Regions from separate parts of the Homo sapiens genome. Here region 1 is linked to region 2. Evidence: chromatin contacts called from ENCODE Hi-C or POLR2A ChIA-PET data. All regions are on one chromosome and are shown on one strand. Each heading gives the region's core, a stretch centred on a gene start or an enhancer-like site at or near the end of the contact. The rest is flanking DNA. Distances are from core to core; before and after follow the strand shown. Region 1 overlaps LOC105376197 (a long non-coding RNA gene). Region 2 holds the start of TMEM38B (transmembrane protein 38B).

What was found. Hi-C counts contacts between places; a loop is a spot of excess contacts on that map. ChIA-PET counts read pairs that join two places held with the same protein, here RNA polymerase II (POLR2A). Pooled maps may share reads with other maps.
Region 1: a loop to region 2 is called in a pooled map, with 3 times the contacts of the local background. The contact joins the enhancer-like site here to the promoter of TMEM38B in region 2. A Hi-C loop is called at or near these places in 1 of 168 maps with a recorded cell type or tissue (naive thymus-derived CD4-positive, alpha-beta T cell) and 7 of 50 pooled maps. POLR2A ChIA-PET finds 5 or more read pairs at or near these places in 1 of 52 experiments (CD4-positive, alpha-beta T cell).

Annotation. Positions count from the first base shown.
Region 1 is chr9:105,111,929-105,117,610 of GRCh38, forward strand. All of the region lies in intron 1 of LOC105376197 (a long non-coding RNA gene), which reads left to right. Among named protein-coding and RNA genes, the nearest start is that of CT70, 120 kb to the left of the region's middle. RefSeq lists an enhancer at 846-1,346. Within about 2 kb of position 4,228, at least 6 of the 41 ENCODE cell types and tissues checked have a DNase peak (open chromatin) inside an H3K27ac peak, as active enhancers do.
Region 2 is chr9:105,691,935-105,697,056 of GRCh38, forward strand. TMEM38B (transmembrane protein 38B) reads left to right here and starts at 2,607. Exons shown (of 6, transcript NM_018112.3): 1 at 2,607-2,838. The coding sequence starts at 2,727. RefSeq lists a silencer at 2,441-2,710.

The DNA of each region.
Region 1 (5,682 bases), core at 2,978-5,477, 580 kb before region 2:
CTACTAAAAATACAAAAAATTAGTCGGGTGTGGTGGCGGGCACCTGTAGTCCCAGCTACACAGAAGGCTGAGGCAGGAGAATGACGTGAACCCGGGAGGTGGGGCTTGCAGTGAGCCAAGATCGCACCACTGCACTCCAGCCTGGATGACAGAGCGAGACTCCGTCTCAAAAATAAAACAAAAGAAAAACACAGAAGTTTATTCTCTTGCAGTTCTGGAAGATAAAAGTCCAAAATCAGCAGGGACGTGCTCTCTCTGAAGGTACTATGAGAGGATCTTTTGTTCCTCTTCCATATGTGTCTGTTTTTAAAGTTCCCTTATGTTACAAGAACACAAGTCATTTAATTTAGGACATCCTTTAATCTTGTATGGCCTCACCTTAACCTCATTACATCTGCAAATACCCCATTTCCAAATAAGGTCACATTCACAGGTATCAGGGGTTAGGACTTCAACATATCTTTTTGTGGGGACACAGTTCTCAACCCATAACAACACCAAACCTCAGTTATTCATTCATCTATTCACTGAAACTAGTACCTGTGCTTGGCACACTTGCAAATACTGGAGATACGAGCATGAACAAGATGACATAGTTCTTGCCATCAGAGAGCCTATGATCTGGTGTGGGAGGCAGACACTTGCAGTTCAATATGGTAAAAGAGAAGAACTGAGGCTGGGAGCAGTGGCTCATGCCTGTGATCCCAGCACTTTGGGAGGCCGAGGCGGACAGGTCACTTGAGGTCAGGAGTTTGAGACCAGCCTGGCCAACATGGTGAAACCCAGTCTCTACCAAAAATACAAAAATTAGCCAGGCGTGGTGGTACATGCCTGTAGTCCCAGCTACTCGGGAGGCTGAGACAGGAGAATCGCTTGAACCCAGGAGGCAGAGGCTGCAGTGAGCAGAGATTGCGCCACTGCACTCCAGCCTGAGCGACAGAGCGAGACTCTGTCTCAAAAAAAAAAAAAAAAGAGAGAGAGAGAGAACTGGCCAAGCATGATGGCTTGCACCTGTAATTCCAGCTACTTGGGAGGCTGATGCAGCAGGAAAATCACTTGAGCCCAGGAGTTCAAGATCAGCTTTGGCAACATGGCGAGACCCCCATCTCAGAAGAAGATGAAGGAGAAGGAGGGGAAGAAGCAGAAAAAGAAGGAGAAAGAGAAGGAGAGGAAGAGGAGGAGGAGGAACAACTGAATAACATGGGAATTCAGAGATACGACACTTAACTCAGCCTGGAAAGCCAGGCTGGCCTTACCACTTTCTGAAGTAAGCCATATCCAAACTAAGACCTAGATGGTGGCATAGGAGGTACAGGGAAGAAGACTCCAAGCAGAGGGATCACATTTGAAGTACAGATGTTAAAGAAATCATGCAGCCGGGTGCAGTGGCTCAGGCCTGTAATCCCAGCACTTTGGGAGGCTGAGGTGGGTGGATCGCCTGAGGTCACGAGTTCGAGACCAGCCTGGCCAACGTGGTGAAACCCCATCTGTCTCTACTAAAAATACAAAAATTAGCCAGGCGTGGTGGCACATGCCTGTAATCCCAGCTACTCAGGAGGCTGAGGCAGGAGAATCCCTTGAACCTGGGAGACGGAGTTTGCAGTGAGCCCAGGCAACAAGAGCGAAACTCTGTCTCAAAAAAAAAAAAAAAGTATAAAAATTAGCTTGGCATGGTGTAATCCTAGCTACTTGGGGGGCTGAGAATTGCTTGAGCCTGGGAGGTGGAGGTTGCAGTGAGCCGAAATCAGGCCAGTGCACTCCAGCCTGCGTGACAGCGAGACAATGTCTCAAAAAAAAAAAAAAAAAAGGTAATAATAGAGTTTTAATATTGGAGACAGAATAAATCAATAAAAATAATCCCAACCATTAATCTTTAGTTTAGCCTATTAGTTTCAAACTTTCTTCCACACCAAACCTCTTAAAGAGCACATAAGATGAAATCAAATGAAGTTTTAGCTTGGGCATAAACAAGGCACTGTGGGCATCTCACAGCCATGCAGATCAGACAGAGAGGATGAAACAAAACCTGACCCTGCATCTACACAGCTGAATCTTGGGCAGGAGGAATAAGCCCAGCTACAAAAGCAAATATCAGACTGGTAGCCTGATGGGTGAGACACAATGGCCAAAGGACACAGGAAGCCCAGGCGTGATTGAAGCAACTCTCTAATCAAATGGGTGGAGCAAATGGAGAGGAATCCAAGCATCTTGTCTGCCCTCCCCAGTCAGGCACACAGGCCAGCAGACAGGCAGGTAGGAGGTTATTTGTAGACACATTGTCCATGGGTAGTAATGGATAAGATCCAGGTTCTGTCCCAGGGAAAAGGGCTGGCAAGTGCCACATAGTATGCCAGGGCCCATTCCCAGGCTGAGTTCAGGAGCAGTGTGCAGTCCTAAAAGGGGACCGTGCCTCTGGGCGGGAGAGCTAGGGATCAGGTAGAAGCTGGATCTCTGGGTTGGGCCAACAATAGCCAGAGAGAGGACAGATATCACTCGGGGAAACATGACTGTCAGAGGATGTTACTGGACTAACAACCTCCAAGTTTCAGTGGATGACTGCGCACCAAGTCCCACCAGAGGCACTGAGGTGGTTAATCTACTTCCTGCCTGAATTTGTTCAGACTCAGAAGCTGGGGTGGGAGGGTGGCAGCTGAAAGTGAGATGCATCAGTGGACCCAAAGGGAAGCAGCTGGGCAACATAAAGGCATGGAAACTGAGGCAGGAAGTCAATAGGGTTGACTTATTCTGCTTTACTGTGCACCGTGCATGCCCACTCTCTGGTGGAGGTGCTCATGGGAAAGAAATGACTACAGTTAAATTTCCTACTTAGAGGTCTAATGGAGTGACATTAAGAAACAGCCCTTCATTCCACTAACATTTATTGAGTACCTCCTATGTTCATAGCATAGTCTCTGGCTTCAAGGGTCCTACAGTAGAACAAGCACGATGGGAGATTCACAGAAATAACTCTGTGAGAAGTCCCATCCAAGTGCTGTGGAGCACAGAGGGAAAAAGAGGAACATCTAGAAGAAAAGAAAAGTCTCCTAAACTTCTTGAGAAGGGACCATGGCTATTTTTGCCTGGATAGCCCAATTCTAATTATCACTCTATCCGAGAGTTTAATTGCCTCTGGGTGATGCCAGCTGCCTTGAACTACAGGTCTGAAGGCACAGCTGTTGCTACTTGATCTACGTCTCCCTTAACTAAGTCTCAGGTTTGTAATCTTATCACACAGGGAACCTAGGGTTCCATATGACAGGACTGAAAATCCCTAGCTCTGTCACTTACTAAATAGTCATGTCTGCCTTTTCTAACCTTCCTGAACTTCAGTTTTACTCCTTATAAAATGAGAATAAAGACAACCCAAACTTCAAAGGGCTGTTTCAAGGATTAAGTGGAAGTCATGTATATGCACGGGTTTTGTAAACTTTAAAGAGCTAGAAAAACATTTATTTTAATGGTGTCTCAACTTGAGTCTGCACTGGGCTGCAGCCATGCCTGGGTGTGTTTGATGACCTGGTCTGTGGGGCTTCTGGGTGTCACTCCGTGTGAGGATGAGGAAGTGGTTTGGCTCACATGCCAGAAAAAGACGCAAAGACGGCTGGGCAGCATGTGGGAAGCTTCAGATATCTATGCCTAACCTGGCTCTGTGGACGGAAGTCAGAACTCAGCAAAGAGGCTGGGCGTGGTGGCTCATGCCCGTAATCCCAGCACTTTGGGAGGCCAAGGGGGGTGGATCATCTGAGGTCAAGAGTTTGATACTAGCTTGGCCAACATGGCGAAACCCCGTCTCTACTAAAAATACAAAAAAAAAAAAAAATTAGCTGGGCATGGTGGCACTCGCCTGTAATCCCAGCTACTTGGGAGGCTGAGGCAGGAGAATCACTTGAACCTGAGAAGTGGAGTTTGCAGTGAGCCAAGATCGCGCCATTGCACTCCAGCCTGGGTGACAGAGTGAGACTCTGTCTCAAAAAAACACATAAAAAAATAATAACTCAGCAGAGAGAGGGGCTCCTCACTGTTTTCAAAGGGCGATGTTACCACTGCCGCTTTCAGGCCTGCTGACAAACTAAAATGCAGAAAGGGAGGTGGAGGTGAAGGCACATGCTGTCTTCCCAGCACAGGGAGAATTCCAGAGCATTTGTCACCATTTAATCACCTGAAGAGTTTCCTCACCAGGGGAACACATTCTCCATGCAGATACAGCATATAAGGCATTTGCTGCACCTTCCCCTGGAGTTGTCAGGTGACCTGGAGACATTGCCAATGTGGGGGAGAGAGGAAGTGTAACAGGAGTACTTGTGAGTGGCTGCAAAATGCTCCTGGGGACAAAGTCTCAGGGGCAAGGGTCAGCAATGACAGGCCATTGCCCCTAATATGACCCCAACAGTGACACTCACAGGTGGGTGAGGCCTGGAGAAACTCGGCCACATGACTCTTCTGTCAGGATGAGTGTTAGATGCCATGTGTGTTCCCACGCCAGTAGCTGCTATTTCCAGTTGCTTCAATTGCTTCATTTGTTCAGGGAACCTGAGAAGGAAGATGTGTTACCCAGCAAGGCTAGAAGCCGCTTCTCTTAACAAAGACCACCCAGAAGTGAGCCGAGGTATTGGAAAGTACCCAGTGTGTGCTTTTCAACAAATGCTGCTTAAAGCTGCTGCAGTGTCCAGTAAACCATTGCTCTTGGTTCTCATCTCAGAGTTTTCCAATGCTGAGGGAATGCAGACAGAAGAATGTGTAAGATTATGACACAGGAGCTGCATGGTGAGGTGTAAAGGAGGAGAGAGGAGCAACAAATTGTGCCCCAACAAGAAAACGTGAAATGTCCGGTTTGTTTTTTTATTTTTTATTTTTTGAGACAGAGTCTTGCTCTGTCTGCCCGGGGTTGGAGTGCAGTGGTGCAATCTCGGTTAACTGCAGCCTCCACCTCCCGGGTTCAAGTGATTCTCCTGCATCAGCCTCCTAAGTAGCTGTGATTACAGGCACGCGCCACCACACCCAGCTGATTTTGTATTTTTAATAGAGATGGGATTTCACCCTGTTGACCAGGCTGGCCTAGAACTCCTGACCTCAAGTGATCCGCCCACCTTGGCCTCTCAAAGTGCTGGGATTATAGGCATGAGCCATCGCTCCTGGCCAAAATGTCCCTTTTAAGTGGAGTTGGAGTTGGGGGACAGTGCAGGGAGCTGTGGGCAAAGGTGAGTCAAAGAGAACAAAATGCCCCCCCTAAAGATATGGCAGGAAGTCTGGCCAAGGGTGGGGACATTGGTTTATTTTCTCTTTCTCTGCAGCCCACCACCATTAAGGCTAGAATTCTGGATCAAGCATCTTTAGAGGAGCCTCAAATGTGCCTGCATTCACTCAACAAGGAGAGAGTAAATAATTCATCCAAGGTCTGCCAAGAGAGCTCTCTGGCACCATAATGCTTTCTGAGGTGGAAGGTTAGCTCTTGCCAGACAGGGAGGAGCCCAGCCAACAACAGGGGTCTCCTTAGCAGTTTGGAATCTCTGTACAAATGCCAGCTCACAGCCACTCTGACTTGTCCAGCAGTGCCCTGGGCCCCTGCAGTATGCCTCGGACTAGCTTCATCCAGCAAACTGCTGCCTCTGACAGTCTGATGTCCATTTTCCCAGCCTGTACTGAGTGTCAATCATGGGCCTGAGTGAAAGAGACATGACCCCT
Region 2 (5,122 bases), core at 1,357-3,856:
ACCAATAATTATGTAATTTTGTATACTGCTTCCAAAAGTCAGGAAAACTTTGAATCTTCACATGTAATTCTCCCAAATCTTGCCTTTCCTTCTCACCAATTTAAAGGTAATTGGTAATTAAAATGCAATTGGTCCATTTAATGTAAAACTTCCTAATTGTGGACTCTAAGGTACTTTAAAAAGTTCAATAGCATGGTAATTTAAAGGTAAGAAGGAAAGGGGTCTTTCCATCCTCCATTTCCTCCTACAATGCTCATTTTAATAGACTAAATAACTCAACCACTGACCAGAAGCAAATACGGTGAGCGCATTTAAAATGTAGATGGAACTTGCCTTTTTTGTGAGATTAGGATTTAATTTCCCCTAGACCTTTATAAGGAAATTTCTTTAGGCTCTAGGCAGATAGGACCAAGCTTATTCTTACTGTTTTGAAATGCAACAATTTTCAAATTATCTTTAGAGTCTGAGATAATTAATTCCTTTCTATTGGAATTATTCTGTTTAAGCAAGTAAAGTGCTTGATTTACTTCCTTAAAAAAACCTCTGATGTTATTCATTTTGCCTTATTGATGTTAATAATGGATTTAATGGTACCCCAGAATAATACTGGTATAGACACACAATTCAGTAGTGTCTTAAAGATTACATCATATATTTTTTTAAGTCCAAAGACTAACCATATATTTTGCAAAATTTAAGACTGTTAAAATGTAAAATATTTAAAGAAATAATATCCAGGCTGGGTGTGAGTGGCTCACGCCTGTAATCCCAGCACTTTGGGAGGCCAAGGCGGGCGGATCATGAGGTCAGGAGTTCCAAACCATCCTGGCCAACATGGTGAAACCCCGTCTGTACTAAAAATACAAAAAAAACGTGGTGGCACGTGCCTTTAATCCCAGCTACTCGGGAGGCTGAGGCAGGAGAATCGCTTGAATCAGCGAGTTGGGGGTTGCAGTGAGCCGAGATCGCGCCACTGCACTCGTCTGGCAACAGAGCAAGATTACATATCAAAAAAAAAAAAAAAAAAAAAAAAAAAAAACAAGAAAAGAAAAAAAAGAAGTAATATCCAAACTCTGAGCCTAAATTCGCAAAACTAAAATTCCAAAAATAAGCGAATGTGTAAAAAGTATGGAAAGAACAGACTTAAACAGGAAAGTATAAATATTCACAGGTGGTTTTTTTCCCCTTAGTTTTGCTAGAAAGTGTGCTACAGGTCTAAAGACTTTTCTCTACGGGAAGTGCTTGCTTAGAAAACCACACGTGAAAAGTATTTGAACAAGTCTATTCTTTCTTGATAAGTAATGAAGTGTAGAGATTTACTACAATTTTCCTACGTTTTAAACACTTAGTGTTTAGGGCAGTATTTCTGACATCCAGCAAAATGCTGGTTACATAGTAGGCACGCAAAAAACATTTTGTTAAATGAATTAAAATTAATGAATACATATTCAGATAAAAAAAATTCTCCTTTTGCAGTGCATACACCCGTGAAGCTGTCACCTACCTAGCAGCTAATCACGTTTCTCCAATTTCCTGGTGCCAGCATAATCTGTTCACACATCAAATAAGTGTGCCAAGCTAGTTTTTTTTCTTACCCAAACCTATTCCTTCTTGTTTCCTATTTATCAGAATGCAACCACAATCCTCCTACTCACCCGTTCCTCATTTTATTTGACAAATGCTTCCTTTCCCGCCTGTACAGACTGACACTCACTGACGATATTCTGCTTCTACCCATGTTTCCCACAATTGGTCTCAATTTCTGCTGCCACAGCCTCCACTACCTTTTGCTTGGACCAGTGAATACCCTCTGATTTTCCGTTGTCAGTCGCTTCTCATCAATCTATTCTTAATCTTGTTGCTTCGTTGCACCTCTACTCCCTCACCTTCCACCAAACAACCCAGTTAGCGTAGAGATTAGGAGAAGAGATTCTGGCTCTGAGCTTAACATAGTGATTGATCAAGAATTTAACCTCTGGAGCCAAACTGCCTGGCTTTGTCTGCCATTCGAGGACTTTTCCCAACCTCATTTCTCACTTTGTAGTCAACCCAAAACACCTCCCTCCATCTCCCACCTAGCTTGTGTTTCTCACTTAACTTTTAAAGTCCAGCTCACATGTCACTTTACTCACTTCCCAGAATTGTAATCTTCGTTTCGAACTGCTCTCGCACGGCAGCTATACTTCTCAGTACCTGCTTTTGTACCATTATGTGCGTTTTTTCTCTTTTTATAAAAAATCTCTTTCAGGGAACGCATAGTTCTTGAGGTCAGGATATTATTGTTTTATTTTTATATCTCCAGTAAGTCACAGTGTGACTTGCACTGTGGTTGCTCGATAAATGTTAGGTGAATGACATCAATTTACAGAAATAAATCCAACTCTGAGCGTCTCCCCTTGAGGACCGTGTTTTGTTCATCTGCACGCTCTCCAGGTCCTGCACTGCGCCCAGGACCAAGAAGACGCTGGACCCTTACTAGGAGAACCGAGGCAAGAGCCGGCTGGAGCCGCGGGGAACCCGCTCGCCCCGCCCACCCGCCTAGCGCCGGTGAGCCTGCGGCTCCCGCGAAGCGCGGCCCCGCCCCCTCGGCGCCAGGGCGCACGCGCGGAGCTGGAGCCGGCGCGGAGGAGCGGGCGGCCGCGGCTGTGCCCTCTCCTACTCCTCACCGCGCGAGCGCGGGGAACCAGTAGCCGCGGCTGCTTCGGTTGCCGCGGTCGGTGGTCGTTATGGATTCTCCATGGGACGAGTTGGCTCTGGCCTTCTCCCGCACGTCCATGTTTCCCTTTTTTGACATCGCGCACTATCTAGTGTCAGTGATGGCGGTGAAACGTCAGCCGGGTGAGTGCGGGGCGCCGCGGGCCGGACCCCTCAGAGTGCTCCTGACGGCGAGGACCGTCTAAGTCGGGTGGGTCGGGTGGGTCGGGTGGGCGGCTGAGTGGCCGCTAGCCCAGACAGTTCGATGGTAGAGTTGGAGGGGCGCCAAGGGCCGGTTGGTCTGACTTACTGAGTGCAGATGGGGAAACAGCGTGGGGGAGGACGGAGGCTCTAGTACTCCTCAAAGGAGGCGTGACCTGGGGTCCGCGAGGCCGTAGCCTGGGCGAGCAGGGCCGACCTTGCCAACCGCCCGCAGAAGTCCCAGGACTGACAGAAGCTGCCGCAGCGTTTCGGAACCACAGATATCCGCGCCAGCCCAGGGCTTGGGCGGCCTCCTCGCGGTACCGCCACTCGCTCGCAGTGTCGCCACTCGCTCGCAGTGTCGCCACTCGCTCGCAGTGTTTGAAAGTCATGTGAGGAGACAGCAGGTTTCTGACTCAGTCTCTTGGAGTAATAGATGGTTGCGGACTACTCTCCAGTTATGAAAGTTGTACAAGCACTGAAACAAAAAGCCTCCTGTAGCCAGACCAGGATTCCCCTTCACGCAGTGTCCTAACACCCTGCCTAGCATGTGAGAAGCGAGTGCGTTCCCCTTTTCACAGTCACGACGGACACTGTACAAGCAAGAGTTACCTGGCGTAGTTTCACTATCTGCAGAATGGGGATATAGTCTTGAAACAGCATTTTGAGTTCTTTTAGCAATGCGATCAAGGGACAGTAGTTGTATTTTATTGGATTTTACACCAGGGTGCGTTTGCTCTAATACTGCTTTACTTTTGTAGTTATTCTACTGTGCTTTTAGTTGTATGGACCTCTTCTTTCTTTGAGGTCAGACATTTCTTTGCCTACTTTCTTTGTGTTCTTGCTGTCTTTCATCTGCCTTGCCCTACGGATAGTTGATGAGTGAGGTCTGGAGGATGATGCTGTATCTTTCTTATGGACTACTTACTGGTTTTAAAAAATCCTTAGACCTCAGAAATATTTTTCATTTATGTTGAAGTTTGTAGCTCAGTTTAAATCGTTGGTACAAATTTTGACCTGGATGAGGATGGTATTACTGCATTAAAGTAGAACACATTATCTGCATAAGATATTATTTCTTTGATTTGAAAAAAGTAAGTTTTGTTGCTACTACATGTTCAGAATTTGATTAAAAAAATTTTTTTTTGTATAGGCTGAATCAGATGTTCACATTGTGGTCCAGGGACCCATGGGATTCTCTGACACTGCCAGTTTAAAATTACTTTCGTAATAATATGCAGATGTTATCTTTTTCACTCTCATTTTTTCAGAAGTGTACAGTGGAGTTTTCCAGAGGCTACCTGAGTTGTGATACTGTAACAGAAGGAAGTAGATATGAGAATCTAACAGTTTTCTATTTGAAGCCAGACATTTGTTAGAATGTACACAGTGTGATTCTTCTCACTAAATGTTTTTTGTTTTGGAAAAGTTATTTTTCATAAAGAATACATTATCATTATTATTATTATTATTTTTGAGACGGAGTCTCTCTGTCGCCCAGGCTGAAGTGCAGTGGCGCGATCTCGGCTCAGTGCTGCAACCTGTGCCTCCTGGGTTTAAGCGATTCTCCTGCCTCAGCCTCCGGAGTAGCTGGGAGGCGCCTGCCACCAAGTTCGGCTAATTTTTGTATTTTTAGTAGTGGAGACGGGGTTTCGCCATGTTGGCCAGGCTTGAAGAATACATTATTTATGTTAACATTTAATACATTTACTTTTTAAAAAATGAAAACATGAAGAACAATTGTTGCATAGTGGACAGGTCTATGCAGTCCTATCCCCAAAGGCTGAGGAAGCTGAGAGGCTGAGGAATCCAGTTTCTTAGAAAGAAACCTTTAAAAGGGACTTAAGAACAGAAGCCATGTCTTGGGTGGCCCCAAGGAGATGGTGGATCACCCCATTACCCGACCCCCAACCCCCAACCAGAGATGTGTAGGACAGTTGCTTAAGAGCAGGATTTATGGTAAGTGAAATAGCGTCAAGGTTGTTTGACCTAAGGGCAAGATCGGTAAGTGTATACTTTTACACAAGGAACAGTAGATAAAATATAAATCTTAGAGGCAATCCCAGAACTGGGGTTAATCATAAGTCAACATGGCGGATGTTGGAGTTGCTTTAGCCGCCACAACTATTTAAAATTTTCTCAGTTATAATTTCTAAGATGCTAAGTATTGATACTTGTAGCCAACATAAACAAAACCTTTTGGGGTTGTCAAGAAATTTAAGTCCGA